Regions from separate parts of the Homo sapiens genome. Here region 1 is linked to region 2. Evidence: read pairs that join two places in POLR2A ChIA-PET (ENCODE). Cell type or tissue: MCF 10A. All regions are shown on one strand. Each heading gives the region's core, and the rest is flanking DNA. Links, peaks and the distances in the headings are about the cores only.

Evidence for each region. ChIA-PET counts read pairs that join two places held together with the same protein. Peaks named below come from ENCODE experiments on the same cell type or tissue, not always from the same donor. Only the 100,000 strongest peaks of a DNase experiment are listed, where the experiment ranks them.
Region 1: POLR2A ChIA-PET joins it to region 2 with 5 read pairs; 1 of 35 experiments calls an interaction of 5 or more read pairs at or near these places.

What each region holds. Positions count from the first base shown.
Region 1 is chr7:28,345,861-28,351,243 of GRCh38, reverse strand. It overlaps a transcript of CREB5 not described here. Among named protein-coding and RNA genes, the nearest start is that of CREB5, 64 kb to the left of the region's middle. In MCF 10A, for the core only: no CTCF peak of the experiment used is centred there; DNase peaks (open chromatin) are centred at 2,463 and 3,033.
Region 2 is chr7:28,584,504-28,589,886 of GRCh38, reverse strand. The region is part of intron 5 of CREB5 (cAMP responsive element binding protein 5); the gene reads right to left. Among named protein-coding and RNA genes, the nearest start is that of CREB5, 170 kb to the right of the region's middle. In MCF 10A, for the core only: no CTCF peak of the experiment used is centred there; DNase peaks (open chromatin) are centred at 1,136, 2,456 and 3,016.

The DNA.
Region 1 (5,383 bases), core at 117-5,116, 240 kb after region 2:
TACTTGGGGGAATGGAAGCTATTCCAGAAAATCATATATTACTCCCCAAAATTGAAAATGCCATTTTCACTCTTCCATAGGTTCAGCTCTTGTTTCTCCTTACCATCCCAGCCACTTATCACAGTTACCAACTAATTTATTTGAGAAGAAACAGATATAATCCATCTTTAGAATGCATTTACTTCTATCATTACATAAAGGTGTCAGATGGAAATTCATAAGACTCATTGTATGGATGGCATTCAGGAAAAGCTCAAAGTCCATGGTAACTGTTGAGTCTCTTTTTGTCACAACTGACACAAAGTCCAACTCAAAGAGCCTTCAGAAAATAAAGCAAAATGTATTGGCTCATATGATTAGAAAGCAGAGATAAGGCTGACTTTACAGAAGGCTGAATCTAGCAGCGCAGTTATCACGAGTGATCTGACTTCTCTCCATTTCCCAGCTCTGCCTTCTGCAGCTTGGCTTCCTCCTCCAGCTCCCCACACTCCCCTCTTCTCCTTGCCTACCCTTGAAGCTCAGGGCTCTCCCTGGGATCGCAGAATGAATGTCTGGCCTCCATGCTTACGCACACTATGAAATCTAATAGATTTCATGGAGCAAAGAGAGGAATCTCTCTTTTCCAGAAATTCTAGCAGACGTTTCGTTTGTTTGTTTGTTTTTTGTTTGCTTGTTTTTTTTTCCATCTCAACAGCTACTAGATTAAGGGCCTCTCCCTGAATCAATCACTATAGCCAGAGGAAACAGGTATAGTAATTGGCTGAAGCCAGTTAGTACTCTCCTATGAAGTTTTAAGGAGGCAAAAATTCCACCCACATCACATGATAAAAATGGAGAAAGAGGGCTTTCCCACAAGGAAAGTGAAGGATGATAAGCTGTGAGGAGAAGCAATGTGTGCTGAGCAGGAAGCAATAACACCACCTCTACTGAGGTAGCTTCCCCTCCACAGGCGGCCAGTCTTCTCTCTCAGAGATAGCATGGGATGGAACACGTTGGAGGGTGTTGGAGGAGTAAAAAATGACCTATCTTTAAGATAATCAGAGATATAATTATGAATATGGATATGGATATATTTTCTTAGTTTACTCCTTGTGTTAACCTTTCCCATTTTGACTCTGAAAGACAAAAGTAAACACTTTGTCCTGCATCCCACCAATGATGGCTGAATGCCTGTATCCATAAGGTAAATTCAAGGTGCTAACCTTCCTGTTTAATTGCCTCTATATAGCAATCAGCCTATGACTTAAAAGGCCTTGATTAGAATTGAAAGCAATAATGTAAGTAATTCAACTGCAAATAAAATTAGAATTGGTGATTTTTGTGACATCACATCACCTTTTCCACAGAGCTACCACACAGGAAGCAAAACTCACAGCTATCTCTGAAGTGTCCAGCACAGTGTGTCATGTAGTAGAATAAATATTTGAACAAATAGTCATCTGACTGGATGATTGAAGATACAAACACAAGTATCAAAGTAAAAAGGAGCAATCATCATGGTGACATCCCCCAGTTGTACATCCTCTCCTGGTGTCCCTCCATCGCTGAAATTAAAGTCCCTGGTCAAGCAGGCAACTATTCACACTGACATAGGTTAAAAGTCTATATATTGGACTTAAGTTGTATGGGCCGATGGTGGTCCTACTTCCTTAGTTGGTTCATAGGCCGTAAGAACGTGGAGCAAAAGCAAAAATTATAAAATTATGAAATTTCACACCTCCCTATTGGCCCTTTCTCCTGAAATCAATGCCATGGCTTACATCCCCTCTTTCCCTTTTCCCACCACAACGGGATACTAGATTGAATGGGAATGGGGGGAATTTGTATCAAAAATTGAATTTTAACTCTGGATTTCAATATATGGCTAATTTGACTTGAAAATTAGGGAAAGCTAAGAACGAAAGACTGTTCGATCTGTCTAAACTTCTTCAGATGAAGAGTAAATTAAGAGGGAAAAATTGGAAAATATCGTTGGTGCACTTTGATATTTTCTTTTAACCTTCCTTATAAGGTTATAACTACTTTCCGAAAACCTTGCTGAGAGCTCTCGAAACTTCAAAATTACAGAAAAATCAAACCGTTCCTCTCCACCCAGGCATCACTGATGTGCGGTGGACTGTCTTCACTTAGGATAGTTATTGCCACCCCAGAGCCTGGAATTATGGAGCTGACAATAAACCGACAAGGCCCAGTGCAATTGCATTGGTAAGCCTGCACCTGGCAACGTTTGTCTGTGGAATTCAGTTTCCTACACCACATGTCTTTCCCCAGCACTAATACTATCATTTAAGAAATAAGAACAAGAGCTAGGCCAAAATCAGGGTTGGTTATGCCATAAATAAATTCATGTTTGAAGCAATTTATGCAGCTGCCTGGTGAGCCAGGCCTGAGAGGCTGGCACACACAGCCGCCATGTGGATGGCCTGGCTGGGGAGTGTTCTATGCAAGGAATGTGGCTCTTGGCACCACTTTGTTCTGTACCTGGACTGGCTTGAATTGCTGTCTCATTGCCAGGAAAGCTAGCGGACCTTTGGGAACCCTTTAGGAAAAAGGTCATATATTTCATGTGACTTGTGAATGGAAAGACGGATGCTGTTGGCAAGCCGTTTTTGCTGCCAGATTGGGCATAAGATGAGCATAATGGGAATTTCGATTATACAGAAAGACTCTTTCCACAGACTTTATTTAGTAATAGCTAATAATAATAGCTTCCAAGCATTGAGTCCCTACTGTGGGCCAGATAGTATGCTGAGCATTTTAGACATATCTCTAATTCTCACCACTACCATGCAAGGTGTCTGTGTGTGTGTGTGTGTGTGTGTGTGTGTGTGTGTGAGAGAGAGAGACAGAGAGAGAGAGACAGAGAGAGAGAGAAAGCAGGCGCATGTTGATCATCATTTTATAAATGAGGAAGCTGCTGTTTGGAGAATTGGCATGACTTGTTTAAGGCTAGTAATGTGCCAGCGATGAGATGCAGACTCAGTTTTCATCAGCTCCTGAGCCCACGTTGTTCTCCCTGAGTCACACTATCTATTGCCATGACCTCCTTCTGCCCTTGTGGAATAAGAAGCCACATGGATAACCGGTGATCCTGTGCACACGAAACCTCTGGATTGACCAGTGAGAGTGTTCGGCTGAATAACACAAGGAATCTCGGCACATGAACATAGCCCATGCCCAACCCAGGACAGCACTTCATAGCTCACACCTGGGAACCCTCTCTCCCTACAATTTCCCTGGCCAGGGCACCGGTTCCAGGATGAGTTTTCAAACCAGGTGGCTTGTTTGGAACACAACAATCCCTCAAGGACACCAGTCCTCCCCAGCTCAGGAGGGAGGGCTCTGCTTACAAGTGGTTTGAATTATAGGGAATTCGAATGTGCTCCCTTTTCTTGGACAGAGTCGATGCAACTATGAAATAACCACGTTTTTTAAAGTGTGTTGTCCATATGCTGCTACAGCTGAATCTTTTCATGAACAACAGACTCATGCAGAGTCACATCCCACATGCAAAGTGGACATACATAATCTGTGAAAGGATGCCAAAGTGAAATTGAAGCTATTGCATTGAAATTTCAAGCTATTGAAACCTGGACACTCTGGGGTGGGGAGCGGGGCAGGGTTAGTATTATTTAGAAAAGAAACAACAGCTGTTTAATGACACTCTAAGAATTAGAAAAATTTCATAATTTGCCAAGATGAGCAAAATATTGTGACACATTAAATGCTGGCATCGAAATATGCTTTAATATGAGTTCCTCTCTGCTTACTCACTTCATTTTTTAAAGGGGAAAGATTTTTTGATATAAGAATTTTCTATTCTTGAACTCAATCTAAACACTGTTGTCCTCTTTCCTGCCTTCTAAGTCGTATTAAATCAAAGATCACTTTGAGCTGTGCAGAGAGGGGACAGGTCTCCCTTAAAATAAATTAATCAAAAATCTCCTGCTCTGGTTTTGTAATGTAAAATGGCTGGAACAACACACTGGAAATCTCACAATCAAACATTAATATCAGTCTAAGGGAGAAATTACATCAGTGCCTTAAGAAATACTTCTTAAAATTAACATTGCATGTTTGCACATGATGAGCAGATTTGACTGTTTGAATATTTTTATGGCATGATAAGCCCCAGGGCCACAGTGTACAAGATTTGCTAGAATGAACAGGGAGAAATGCCCACAGATATTCACAGAGCAATTGGGTTCAAGTATGCAAATAGTCTTGGCCCGTTCCTCCCATTCTTTCTTTTCCACTTCCTCCTTTGTCCTTGCCTCTTCTCCTACCAAGGCCAACCCAGTGGTACTTAATATAATATTATGTCTTCCCTTTTATACTGATCAAAGTTCTAATGTCCCCATCCTACTATTCATGACCATTTGGCACTCAGATCTTTCAAGTTGTAGCTGTGGTGGATGTTGTGATGCAGTCCCCAGATCCCTTTACAGGAAGGATGGACGTATTCTCCCAGCTGCTGGGAGCTCAGCCAGAAGATGGCCCTCCGCTCTTAACCACCTTTAAGAATTGCTTCTGTTGAAGAAAAGTGTCTGGCCCAAAGTCCCACCTGCTTCCTGTTGCATCCAGACTTATCAATATAGGGGTACAAAGGCCTGATTCCTGATTCCCCTAACTCAGGGCAATTCTGAGGGGTTCTCTCAAGTTTCCCCATGGAGTTGGCTAAGGCCTTTGTTGGGATGGTGCTATGGCCTGAATGTTTGTGTTCCTCCAAAATTCACATGTTGAAATCCTAACCCCTAAGGTGATGGTATTAGGAGGCAGGACCTTTGGGAAGTGATTAGGTCATGAGAGTGGAGCCCTCGTGAATGGGATTAATGCCATTGTAAAAGAGGCCCCAGAGAGCTAGCTCATTCCTTCTCCCATGTGAGGATACAGTAAGAAGGCACCAGCTACCAACTGGGAACAGGCCCTCAGCAGACACTGAATCTGTGGATGCCTTGATCTTACACCTTCAGCCTCCAGAACTATGAGAAATAAATGTCTGTTGTTTATAAGCCAACCAAATTATGGTAGTTTGTTTTAGCAACCTAAATAGACTAAGACAGATGGTGTCTTAGCCAATTTCTTTTTCTGCTCGATATTCCAATTGCTTCCTTCCACAGGTGTTGATCACAAGAGCATTCCCAAATATGCTGATTTGCATCTCAGAATCTACTTCCCCAGTAAACCCAACCTGGGACACTTAACCCATCACTACGGTGCCCCCCTTCGGATAATGTGGTATCTGTGTCTGAATCTTGAGTTGAACAGAGGTCCCGCCCCACAGTTTGTAGGGTTGGGCTTCTGATGGGCCACCATACTAAAGTTGCCTGTCTCTTGCTGAGGATAAGCCCCTGCCATGCCACCCACCCTCATCACCAGCACT
Region 2 (5,383 bases), core at 101-5,100:
AGTTTATCTGCAAGAGTGAGGCCCTTAACATGGAAGCTTCACACAGCCCTTTTCTCTCCTGCTCCTTCCTCACTTGAATAAATACTCCTAATGCAGAGAAAAAAATGGAATACTCACTACCTAAATATACAAACCGTGGATATTACAGAATCTTTTTTCATCTTCATGATTACCTTTCAATAATAAGAGACTCTAGAAAGGAAAATCACATCCTATATGAAAAGTGGCAGAAATATACTCAAGATTTATGCATTTCGCTATTTGTAAACAGCAACAAAAAGAACCACAAAGAAATATCAACTCTGTTTTCTTTTTCTTTTTGTTTTTGTTTTTGAGACAGAGTGTCGCTCTGTCGCCCAGCCTGGAGTGCAGTGGCGTGATCTTGGCTCACTGCAAGCTCCGCCTCCTGGGTTCACACCATTCTCCTGCCTCAGCCTCCCGAGTAGCTGGGACTACAGGCACCTGCCACCACACTCAGCTAATTTTTTATATTTTTAGTAGAGATGGGGTTTCACTGTGTTAGTCAGGATGGTCTCGATCTCCTGACCTTGTGATCCACCCACCTCGGTCTCCCAAAGTGCTGAGATTACATGCGTGAGCCACTGCGCCCAGCCCAAATATCAACTCTATTAATGATACATATGCTGAAGTGGTTAGGAGTAAAGTTACTGATGTCTGCAACTTACTTAGAAATGCATCAAAAAATAAGACTGATGGATGGATAGATGTACAGCTATATGATAAAGCAAGTATAGCAAAGAGCCATTGTAGAATGTTAGGTGGCGAATATACAATTCTTCATGCTTTTCTATGTGTTTGAAATGTTTCAAAGTAGAATGTCAAGGAAAAGTGACCATAGAGTGAGTCTTACATTTCTAAGCTGCTCGTTTTCTGACTCCACACTTATTTAGAAAGCTGGGCAGGTGGGAAGAGAGGAGCTACGTTGCTGGGAAGAAAGCCAGCACTGGCCAATAATAATGTTGTCCCTTCCAGGGAAAACAGGCTTGGAGAACAACTGCTTGACCACTTCTAATCCAGATTCACAATCTCAAAAAAATTCTCATGCCGAGAGAAAACAGAAGCCAAAAATAGGTAAGAAAATACAGCAGGGGCAAGGAGAAGATGCCAGATTTCAACATCGCCGCACATTGTGTCATAGGCAGAGCTGCAAATGAAAGCTAGAACTGTGTACAGTTTTGCATGGTTTTGGAACCTAGACTTGGAAGGCTCTAAGGCTTGTGTATCCCCAGAGAAAAACAGGTCCTTGGTAAATATTTGCTGAATGAAGGATGCGTATTTTGTTGAAAGGTACTGAAGAAGATAAAAACAGTTTTGCAACTACTTATCTTACCTATTGATCTCTTGCTGTTTAAATTAAGAAGCTGCACATATGTGATGTCTCTTTCAACCCTTTGTGCCCATATGTGTATGCATACTTACACCAATATAGTTCCTCCGTACTAGATAACATGCTGGGCGTTTAGGAGATTCAGAAATGAATAAAGCACAATTTCTGCTTTACAGACTTAAAACCTATGTGGAAACAAACCCCATGTAACTATAATACATGGGATCTGATGTAGTAAGTACCATGAACAGCAGAGGCCTTATATTGTTTTGTTAAGATCTGACTTTACAATATAGGTCCTACATACTGTATTCAAGTCACCAGAAACAGTACCGCTACGTATAGGAAATGGCCCCCTCCAAAAGATTGTGTGATCCAGGATACCAAGAGACCAAAATTAGAATGCTGTACTGCAGATCAGAGTCTCCTGGAGAGCCTGAGATCTTTCCTCTATTTTAACCCAAATGGTTGAATTATCCCTTTGTGTCAAGAACATGATATTGCACAGAGAGTTGGCCCCAAACAGCCCTGGACCCCTGATCTGCAGTGAAGAGCTCCCCATAGCATACTTGGGTACACTAATGTAACTAGACAAGTACTGGTAAAACCAGGTGGTAGAAAAGCAGTCAGGAAATGGGATGGGGAAAGGGCAAAATCTGTGCCCATGGAGACATTTTAGGTATTGAAAAGGAGGTAATGTTTTCCACTAAAGGGCATCCAGTTGGAGACTGGTCTGAGCTGGCTCTCGTTTTATAACCTCTCAACACATGTGTGTAGTCAAGGCTGAATTTAAAACCTATACCGTGAACCTTAGGAAAATAAACCACATTAAACAAGCACAAATTGAAAATATTACACAAGAGATTTCACAGGAAATTGGTCCAAATTTAGCCTTGCTCTTTATGTATTTAAGCCTCTTATTCATTGCTTAGAACTTTATATCAGGATTTTAATATGAGTCTCTCCTCCCCCACCCCCACCCCCAGCCCAGTCCACCTCCACAATGGTCTGCTTAGTTTTACAAAATGTATTTTTTTTAACTCCCGAAGAATCCTGCTACCTTTGGCCTGCTCTTTCAGTGCTCATTAACACATGTTCCCAAACAGCGCACTGATGACTCACAGCATCAATGGTGAGGTGAGGCTGAGCATGTACCCAGAAAAATCCCACTGCAGTACCAGAGACAAGCTCCACTGTGTGATCCCTGCATCGGTGGATTTCAATGCTGATTTTACATAAAAGGTGCCAGCAATCATGACAAATGTCATTAGCAGCAAACCATTTCAGTGTCTTTCAGTCTCAGAATTCTCTAATACTACTTTCCTTTCTTCTGTAGATTGTTTTGTCTTGCTTTTAATCTTGTTGTACTGTACTTTCTCTGAGTCTCCTCAAATCCTTTTCTTGGAATGAAGCCAAGTATAGATAAATACATGAATGATTTAGAATCCCATAAATGTAACAATCCACCTTTTGTAATGACATTTGAGTTGTTCTGATGTTATCTTGGTTGGTCACATAGCAAGAGACTTCCAGAAGCAACGGCTGGACCACTCTTTCCACCTTGGGTCTGGATTTTTGCCATCAGAAATGCCCTGTGGGATGCTGCCAGGACACTCTGGTCCGCAGCCCTTCTGAGCCAGGCATTTGCCAGGTGGGAAAAGTGATGCCAAACCAAAGGGTGGTTTTGTGGGATGGACAAACATGCCCTGAGGCCACGCTGGGACGTCCCATTCTTTCTCACTTGTTGCTGCCAGACAGAATGTGATTATTACTGGAGTTTGCTTACAAACCACTTTTAGAAGGCTTATTAAATTAGAACTTGTTTTGTATTTAGTTTGGAATTTTTTAATGATTTCGAGGTCTGGAATTCATGTTGCTTCCCCACTTCTCTCTATCACACCACAGGAAAATGCTTGCTGGTGAATGTGATTAAGTTTACTCTGATCTCTTTTCTTCGCCCTTATAATTCTCTACTCTTTATGGATGTGAGAAAGCTCCAAAAGAATAGAATAAGCCATGCAAAGAGCCCGAGGTCAGACTTCAGCTGGAGAGGGAAGGGGGCTGTCCAGAGGCCTGGCAGGGACAGGTACCCTATTGCTTTTACTGGGGTAGAACTGTGGGAAGTTTCTTTACAATTATTATCATTTTGCTAATTCCTATTTTAGAAAGATTAAAAGAACACCCTGGGCCCCTCCCAGAGCTCTGAGCTTCTTTGGGGGAACTCGCTGCCTCCTCCCCTTCTCCTCCTGTCGTGGCAGCCACCACACTCACTGAGGGGTCTTTCATCAGGGCTCTAGAGAAACATGGGTTTGGAAGATGCCCACACAGATTTCTGGCCCGTGACAGTGAGGACCACAAGGAGCATGGGCTTTTGGAGGTGTCCCTTCAAACCAACTCAGTGGTCTGACTGGGAGAATTGCTTCCATTTTCTGGCTTATTAAAAATAGTAAGGGAATCAAGATGACATAGTGATTTGATGAGCCCTTGAGAAACAGAAAACCCAGGATCACTCCATCCAAAAAAAGATGCAAAGTTCTAAAGATAGGAGAATTCAAACAAATAGGGAGGTTATGCAGCCAAAGGGGCCCTTTATTATCTGTTATGCTCAAAGGTAAATACACTTCCCTGACTGAAAGTATTAAATTTTCAAATGTTCAAGTAATCGTTAACCTAGTTCCGACCGCACAGGTGTCTGCAGCCTGCACCCATCCTGACTCAATGAGAGCCTCAGACAATGAATATGTCTAGTTGCTTTTAACACCCTCCCATGCGGGCTCACTCTGGGTGGTCATCTCTTGCCCCCTCATGCCCCAGAACAATTCTGGTGGTGGGGCTTTATTGGATTTCTCGGAGCATTAGGTTTCTGGGAGCATATAAACTCAAGGACGTTGCCTTTAAATCACTCAGAGCCAGGGAATAAGGCAGAGGACGCTTCAAAAAGAATTAGGAAAAGTTAACAGATCAAAAGAACAGTCCTGTCACATAAGCTACTTCCTTTTTCAAAAACATGTATTAGGAGCACAGCAGTTAAAACTCTGATCGGTCACGAAAATGAGCCCTAGCCCTCCGGCTGAGGGGCTGAGATGCATTAGGCACCACCTAAAAGAAATTTCTCAGTGATTAAGCTCAGTGTCTGCAGAAACACACAAACACACACACGGAAAAACAAGGCCCACCCTGGGCTCTCCTTCCCCAGGTAAGTCCCTGGTGTCCTTTCCTTCTGTGTCCACACAGGAAGTTGGTTCAGGGCTGCTGGAATGTTATTAGCTGCTAAGAACATCTTAGAAGGCTGAGTTGAAAAGCCCCCATACCTCTCTACAATGCTGATCTTCCATTCTTTGCAAATTATAGGGCAGACAGCTTAATCAACAAGAAGTGTGTGCTTCAGAATCCCGCAACTACTACTGAGCAGAACATTCGAGGCTAAAGAAAAAACTCCCTTGTTTGCCTCAAAGTGGATGTTTATGGCAGTGTAGGTTTGCAGCCCAGGTAAAATGCATCTCTACTAAGATCTTTCATAGAAGATAGTCACTGTGGATCTGTTTGATCTAGAGCAGGCCTCTTCGTTCCCTTTCTGTACAAATGGAGAACAAAGAACTGGGGGCATCTCACCAAACAGGTCCCAACAGCAAGATAGCTGTTCTCCAGAAAGTAGTCTTGTTTTTATTTTTAGTTGGCTTTTTCTCTTAATGTATTTATCCCCCACATCTGTTACAGTTCAATAAAATGAGAATGGAGTGATAGTTTTTTTTTTTTTTAACCACGATTCCGTTGGCAAAGCAGATAGATCCATAATTACATGGAGACACATGTATTCGTTTTCTAGGGCTGCAGTCACAAATTACCACAAACTGGGTGGTTTAAAAGCCACAGAAATGTATTTTTTCACAGTTCTGGAGGTTAGAAGTCTGAAATCAAGGTGTCAGCAGCAGGGGTTCTTTCTCAGGGCTCTGAAGGAAAGTTGCCCCATGCCCAGCTCCTGGATTCTGGTGGTGGCTGGCAATCCCTGGCGTTCCTTGGCTTACAGCTCTGTCC